Regions from separate parts of the Homo sapiens genome. Here region 2 is linked to region 1. A link is an interaction called in ENCODE POLR2A ChIA-PET data of the cell type or tissue named here. Cell type or tissue: OCI-LY7. All regions are shown on one strand.

Region 1 (4,000 bases):
GTTAGAAAAGGATAAGGAGAATTCATAGAGCGTAAGAGATTGGGGTGTGTGTATGACACTCTTTCCTTGCCACTAATAGGTTGTGGAATTAAAGAGAATTTACAAAAAAACAATGGCGACATTTTCCCTTGACTCATTTGGACCTGTCTGGGTCTTGTTATGAATATTGGCCTCCATTTGTGAACTGTGGATGAAAAGGGTTAGGGTTGGGTCATGGCCTTGGGCCACAGTTAAATTAACTGGCTCATAGTGTGATTGAACTAATGACCTTAGCCTCATTACCACTATGTTTTAACCAGTTGAGTCAATCGAACATTACAGAAAGGGTAATCAAGGTATCTCTTAGAAAGACAGCTGTATTTCTCTAATGACCAGTAATGATGAGCTTTTTTTCATATGTTTGTTGGCCGCATAAATGTCTTCTTTTGAAATGCAAATCAAAACCACAATGAGATATCCTCTCACACCAGTTAGAATGGCGATCATTAAAAAGTCAGGAAACAACAGATGCTGGAGAGGATGTGGAGAAATAGGAACACTTTTACACTGTTGGTGGGAGTGTAAATTAGTTCAACCATTGTGGAAGACAGTGTGGGATTTCTCAAGGATCTAGAACCAGAAATACCATTTGACCCAGCAATCACATTATGGGGTATATACCCAAAGGATTATAAATCATTCTACTATAAAGACACATGCACACGTATGTTTATTGTGGCACTATTCACAATAGCAAAGACTTGGAACCAACCCAAATGCCCATCAGTGATAGACTGGATAAAGAACATGTGGCACATGTACACCATGAAATACTATGCAGCCATAAAAAGGATGAGTTCATGTCCTTTGCAGGGACATGGATGAAGCTGGAAACCATCATTCTCAGCAAACTAACACAGGAACAGAAAACCAAACACCGCATGTTCTCATAAGTGAAGAGTTGAACAATAAGAACACATAGACACAGGGAGGGGAACATAACACACCAAGGCCTTTCAGGGGTCAGGGGCTAGGGGAGGGATAGCACTAGGAGAAATACCTAACGTAGATGATGGGTTGATGGGTGCAGTAAACCACCGTGGCACATGTATACCTATGTAACACACCTGCATGTTCTGCCCATGTATCCCAAAACTTAAAGTATAATAAAGAAGTATTTTATATCTAAGATGAAAAGAGGGAGACCTGTATAGCAGTAAACGTAGGAGTGAAATCAAAGCCAGGCCCTTTTCTCATGTAACACCCAAGTGTTTATCTCCTCAAGTTTTTATACTTGTTTCTGCATCTAATAAAAATACAGTGGGCACAACAAAAGACAACATGACTCTCCTGTGTTAGTAATTTGACATAATGAAATGCATCACGGTTTTTGCAGAGGATGGTTTGAGCAACAATACTGTTTTCAACTTTAGATGTGTGGTATCCCGTAAATTTATTGATGGTGCCTTTTTATTCTTCTTTAAAGTCTGAACAACCCAGTCCTGCCAGCTCCAGCTCCAGCTCCAGCTCCAGCTTCACACCATCCCAGACCAGGCAACAAGGTATCAACATCTCATGCAAACTAGGAGATGCTTTTCTCATAAAACACCTTAATGGCACTTTGGGAGGCTGACACGGGTGGATCAAGAGGTCAGGAGATCAAGACCATCCTAGCTAACACGGTGAAACCGTGTTTAGTAAACGTCTCTACTAAAAATACAAAAAATTAGCCAGGCGTGGTGGCATGCGCCTGTAGTCCCAGCTGCTCGGGGGGCTGAGACAGGAGAATCCTTTGGACCTGGGGCGGAAGTTGCAGTGAGCTGAGATCGCGCCACTGCACTCCAGCCTGGGTGACACAGTGAGACTCCGTCTCAAAAAAAAGAAAACAAAACAAAACAAAAAAAAACCATCTTAATGTCTTGATTTATCACCTTATACTGTTTTATTATTCGAATCATAACTTGGCTTTTATGCAGTTGTATTTATTTCCCTTAGGAATACAGTTGAGTATTGTTCTGATGTACGAGGCAAGGCTCTAGAAATTCCCCTTTTTCCGGTCCCTGCCATCAGATTGTCATTGCTACAAAAGGATTATAGACACAGCCCATCCCAGGGAGTTCCCAAAGGAAATACAATAGCAAAAGCTTTAAGAGGCTTTGACATAGGGAAATAGGTTTTCATCTTTCCTCCTGGACATATTTTTTTTCTACATGTTAATAGTCTTTAAGGCAATACTAATTGGCTATCTTTTAAATATATATTTTTCTCTACTCATGATCAAGTGTTAACTTGAATTCAGAATAAAGACATTTAAACTAGAATATTTAACTAATTATATTTTCCATTTTTGTGTATGTGGAAAATCTTCAAATATACACTCTTTTTACATGAAAAATGCATAGGTATCAAAGTAGAATTTGTGTTTTAGCATAGTATTGAACATTACCTTTTTCAATGACCACACTGAATTCCTGATGGCTTTGAATGTTTTGAAAAGGATTAAATTGTTGTATGTGTTTGGACTAAGGCTAAGCTTCCAGGAAAAAAATAAAATAAAAGACAGTAATCGTTTTGGCTATTCAGAGGTCTTGTTTCACTGACTTCCAAAGAAATAAGCCCACTACAAAAGCAGATAAATTTGGGTTTTGCAGAATGTGAGATTGTAGGGAGTCAAGATAGTAATAGCTCAGATATCCCTGTCATAGATGGGACTTTAGGAATTGCCTAATCCCGAATGAAAGTGTCTCTCTTTCTTCATTGTCTTTATAACCTCTTCTGTTAAGATTAAAACTATCTATTTTTCATCACATTTAGCCTAGTAAAGTGAAAATAAGCCACACTGATGAATTTGTGTTTGTGTGTGTGTTTTCATTTCTGTCCTGTCCTAGAATAAAATTAGAGTTTGATTTTTTTTCTTTTTCCTGTCTGATACTGGATACTGTCCTGATTTTTCTGTGTACCTGATTTATTACATGGTCTTGTTTATGTTTATACATGCTGGTATTGTGCCAGTAATTTCTTAAAAAGTAAAATGAAAATTGGCTGCTTAAAATTGCTGCAACAAGACCTTGTGTCCAAGATCAATGTGAAGATCAGAGGTAGGATATTACACCATGGAATTGAAATACTTTATAATCTGAACTTGACTGAAATGCTTGCTTGACCTGAAATTGACCTTGAAATAAAAGGAACAGCTAAACCTTAATGGATCAAAAAGTACCACACAAAGGCTGCATTGCCAAGAACAAGTTACAACCACAGTGATTTATTAATCTCAACTTCTCAATACATGGATTAACCTAACAAAACATTCAATTTACTGATAGATTTTTCTTTTTCTTTTTATGTATAATTTTTCTTAGGGAAGAAAAATACACAGAAAAAAAATTCCTAGAAAATAGAGATTCTTTAATAAATATTTTGGGAATCCATTATGAAAACAATAGTGTTTTGGCAGAGATTGCATTTTAGAAACTATACCAAATTTGCCTTGTAAATTGTATAAATATATATGATGATTATTTTTAACCAGTGTTCAGTGCTGGTAAGCATCCCCCTGTTTCTAATATGGCTAAGTGTGTTTGAGTATATGTTTGATTGCCTGTGGTTCATTGTCATTACTCAGGTCCTTTGAGGTCTATAATGAAAGATCTGCATTCTGATGACAATGAGGAGGAATCAGATGAAGTGGAGGATAACGACAATGACTCTGAAATGGAGAGGCCTGTAAATAGAGGAGGCAGCCGAAGTCGCAGGTGAGTATCTTGGAAGGAAAGGGGTTGCCTGTGATGAAGTCAGACTCTTTCACAAGCCCTGCTGGGATAATCACAGCAAAGGTGTGAAACACCAAAAACGGCAGTAGATGGTCACATTCATTTGATGCAGGGTCTCCTTGGTATGCCTACACACACTTTACAGGGAACTGTTTCTCCTTTTTCTCAGAAAGAGGCTTTTCCTCTAAAAATTTTTATAGGAAAAAGTCACATTAGATGTCCTTGTCCTTGGAAAAGTATGCCAAGTG
Region 2 (4,000 bases), 620 kb before region 1:
GAGACGGGGTTTCACCATGTTGGCCAGAATAGTCTCGATCTCTTGACCACATGATCCACCCGCCTCGGCCTCCCAAAGTGCTGGGATTACAGGCGTGAGCCACCGCACCTGGCCCCAAATATTCTTTAACAGTGGTTTTCAAACCTTAGGATACACCAGAATCACCTGGAGAGACAATTAAAACATAGACTCCTGGGCTCCGTCTGCAGAGTTTCTGATTCAGTAGGCCTAGATGGGGGCTCAAGAACTCACATTTCTAATCATTTCCAAGGCGATGCTGATGCTACTTATGCAAAGACCACATTCTGAGAACCACTGCCATATGATGCAGAAATTCAAGGATCTGATTGAATAGGCAAACCTGCCATAAAGTAAAATAAATGACACGAAGTCCACCAGCTATAAGGGAGCTCACAGTTCTCTAGACCATTGGTATTAGTTGGTATGCAAAACTGCCATTCAAATACAAGTGTGTCATTTGGCATGTACTTGTACTAAGAAATGATTCATTATTGATCTGCAACTCAAATTTAACAAAATATCTTGCATTTTGTTTGCTAAATCTGGCAACTTTACTGATATGCTACTTTTTGCTCATTCATCGTTTGACTTGGGCATGGGTGTGGGAAATAAATTATCCTGTGTCAGGGCTAATAGTGCTTGCTTTTCAATCAACCACCTTCTTCATTCCTAAGGATAGGATCAGGTGAAGGACAAAGTGGGAGAAATCGGGTTAAAAAGTTATTCATCCATCTATCCATCCATACAACATTTGTTAAGCACCAACCACATTAGTAGGCTGAACAAGAGGCTCAACAATGTAAATGAAATATAGTTTCCTGAAATTAACCAATAACAAAAATGAAGCAAAACTTGCTTCAGCCAAACACTGAAATCAATTATTCAATCGTAATTTCTGGCTCAATAATGAAAAAAGGTATAGAAAGATATGTTATTACCTTAGTAACCTGGGCGATCCGATTGGCATCATCATCTGTCATTTCTAAGAGGCATTTTGCTATGCTGATATACAGCTCTAGATCCTTTCTCTGATAAAGAAAAATCCCAAACATGTCAACAAACAGTGTAAAATAACAGGTCAAAATGTTCTGACAAATTATTAGATTTTCTTATCCCCATGAACAGCAGCTGATGAGATTTTAATTTTAACCAAACCAAAACATTTGGCCAATTTTTATCATTTTGAAGACATCTTTCCTGTTACTTTGTGTTTTTTTGTTTTGTTTTGTTTTGGCTATACATTTTTCTCCTTATCAAAATTCCTTCATCCCAAATAAATTTCTAACCTCTTTGTAAAATTACAATTCAGAGGTCTTTTGGGGGAGGGAAGGGCGATGCTAAATTGTTTTATATAAACAGTATATGGGAACTCATGCCCACGGATTCTCCAGGTGTAAAGCGTAAGGACTTCTGAGCCTTCTCGTCTTCTACAAGAGGCATTTGGTAAAAACGCCTAATAGCAAATTTCCTGGTGCAGCACTGGTTAAACTGCTTCTAAGCTTGCTCAAAACTTTGGTTCTAAATATTCAACCTCAATTTAGATCTTGGAAACAAATACACTCCTAGTAAAGAATGTGGTTATTTCTTGCTAGCCTTCCCACCCACATTCTTAAAACATACACCTCCCCACTTTGCCAAGAAGCCTTTAAAATATCCCAAACATAAATTGTCAGGAATGTAAATATTTTTGTTCCTCACCCGAATCTTATTTGGCAGGAGGTCAAAAATTTTCCCAGTAGCTTCAGAGAGCAGACTCCAGAGGTGGTGGGCAGGGCTGGGCAGTTTCATGGCCTGGCTCAGACCGTGTAAAGCACTTGGGCATAGCTCAGGACTTCCAAGTGGGGAAGCTGCTTTAAAAACTGCCACCATTAAATTTTCAACAAAACCCAGGATCTGTTCATCAGAGATGTGTTTTATCCACAGAGGTGCAGATATCAGGAGATATCTCTTGGTATTCAGCTGGAAGTAAAACAGAAGGGGTTGAATGTAAATAGGCAAGTCTGGGTTTGCAATGTTCAAAACCTGTACATCATCACTGTGTTTGAGGGTAGACTGAGAGATAAAAGGTTCAGGTTACTTCCTTCCCCCTTCATTTTCCCACAGCTTCACGGTCCAATGGGCCACCAATGCATGTAATTTTGGCTTCTGCAGTTACTTCTGATCCAGGGTGAATCATGTGTTTATATGGGATCTGCCAACCCATCTGTGAACTACTCAGCTTAAACCTTGGATGTTTTCAAGGTTTCAGTGACGGGAATAAAATGCTACTTCTGAAAGTACATGACAGTTACTTTTCAGTTTTAAAAGGTCACATTCTCTGGCAAGAAAAGCTCTGGAAGATGAAAGGCTCAACTGCTGAAAATCAACTAAACAGAGCATCTGATACTATTAATTTCTTCTTCTGAGAAAAAATAAGGAAGTAATAAGGAGAAGTGACATGCTGGGACCATTTATGACCAAAGTAAAACCACCAGCTGAGCACGTAGAACTGACCAGGCACCTTAGAGTTCATGAGAGCCAAGAAAGGGCATGTTAGTAACAGCTCTGTTATATGACAGACTTCAACCAAGTGGGCTTCAAAAATTCTTAGGAACATAAACATGCTACTAAAGGGGCAGCAAGTCTAAAATAAGTGATCTAAAAATAAAATCTGGCAAAATAAGTGATCTAAAAAGTAAAATCTGGCAAAAACTTTTTTGTGTGCTATTTTTGTTTTTTCAAGATAGCACACAAAAATAGGGGAGGGACAGAGGAACAATGTTTTCTGCAAATTTCTAAAAAGATCAGTGTAGTTGCATGAGTTTTCTCAAGACCTCATTTTAAAGAATATGCCATCTCAGATCATTCTATATTTAAGAAAATGAACTCACAAACTTAATTTATTAACCAAGATAACAATAAAGATAAATAATCAAAGACAAATGCACAGAGTAGCACAGATCTAAAAGATAAATGAAAGGATAAGTAAAATTTAGGAAAATTTCGAAGGCCAACCCAACAGGCTGGAAATAGGTCTGATTCAAAAGTAAGAAGGAGTGAATAGAACAGGGCTTTGAACTCAGATAGATAGAGCTCTCTCTTTTATTAGCTAGGCAAACTTTGCTTGACCTCCATTTGCCTCAGTTTATAATTCTGTTAAAATGGAAATAATAAAATGTATCTCTCAGACATGAAACAAGACAGACATAAAAAAATTCATATTGTATAATTCCATTCTAAAGAATTTCAAAAATTTATATGAAATTTATATATAATTTATATAAAATTATATAAATAAAGGTTATTTTAGAAAGGCAATACTACAAATAGAAAGCAGATTGGTGGTGGCTTGGGTCTGAAGCTGGGAGTGGGGAATGACTACAAGCAAGCACAATGGAACTTGTCAGGTGATGGAAATATTCTTGGTGATGATTGAAAAACCTGTAAAGGTACTCAAATTCATCACATTTTACACTTTAAAACAGCCATATTTTAGGCTATATAGATTATAACTCAACAAAGCTACTTTTAAAACTGTCCCGTCAGGCTGTAGAGAAATTAAGTCTGATTTCTGTAAGTACTCACTGAGTGCTTGCAGGTACCAGGTGCACAGCAAGGGCTCAGTAAGTGGCAGGCAGCTGGGAGCCACTTGGAGCAGACAGGTGGAATGAAGTTAATACCTGACAGAAAGATGCAGACCTTGATAACATCCACTTTCAATTAAAGACAGTGAGGAGGAGTAGGAAAGGTTTAAAAAAACAAAAACAGGCCCAGCGTGGTGGCTCACACCTGTAATCCCAGCACTTTGGGAGACTGAGGTGGGCAGATCACTTGAGGTCAGGAGTTCGAAACCAGCCTTGCCAACTTGGTGAAACCCCATCTCTACTAAAAATACAAAAATTAGATGGGCACGGTGGTGCACACCTATAGTCCCAGCTACTTGAGAGGCTGAGGCATGAAAATCACTTGAACCCAGGAGGCGGAGGTTGCAGTGAGTCGA

Evidence for each region. Peaks named below come from ENCODE experiments on the same cell type or tissue, not always from the same donor. Only the 100,000 strongest peaks of a DNase experiment are listed, where the experiment ranks them.
Region 2: POLR2A ChIA-PET joins it to region 1 with 8 read pairs; 2 of 35 experiments call an interaction of 5 or more read pairs at or near these places.

Annotation. Positions count from the first base shown.
Region 1 is chr9:20,363,210-20,367,209 of GRCh38, reverse strand. It overlaps MLLT3 (MLLT3 super elongation complex subunit), which reads left to right. Exons shown (of 11, transcript NM_004529.4): 6 at 1,466-1,541; 7 at 3,605-3,734. Among named protein-coding and RNA genes, the nearest start is that of MIR4473, 46 kb to the left of the region's middle. In OCI-LY7, no CTCF peak of the experiment used is centred here; no DNase peak of the experiment used is centred here.
Region 2 is chr9:20,979,406-20,983,405 of GRCh38, reverse strand. It overlaps FOCAD (focadhesin), which reads right to left. Exons shown (of 44, transcript NM_001375567.1): 38 at 1,720-1,980; 39 at 960-1,049. Among named protein-coding and RNA genes, the nearest start is that of HACD4, 50 kb to the left of the region's middle. In OCI-LY7, no CTCF peak of the experiment used is centred here; a DNase peak (open chromatin) is centred at 2,465; H3K4me3 peaks cover 1,315 bases; H3K27ac peaks cover 1,541 bases.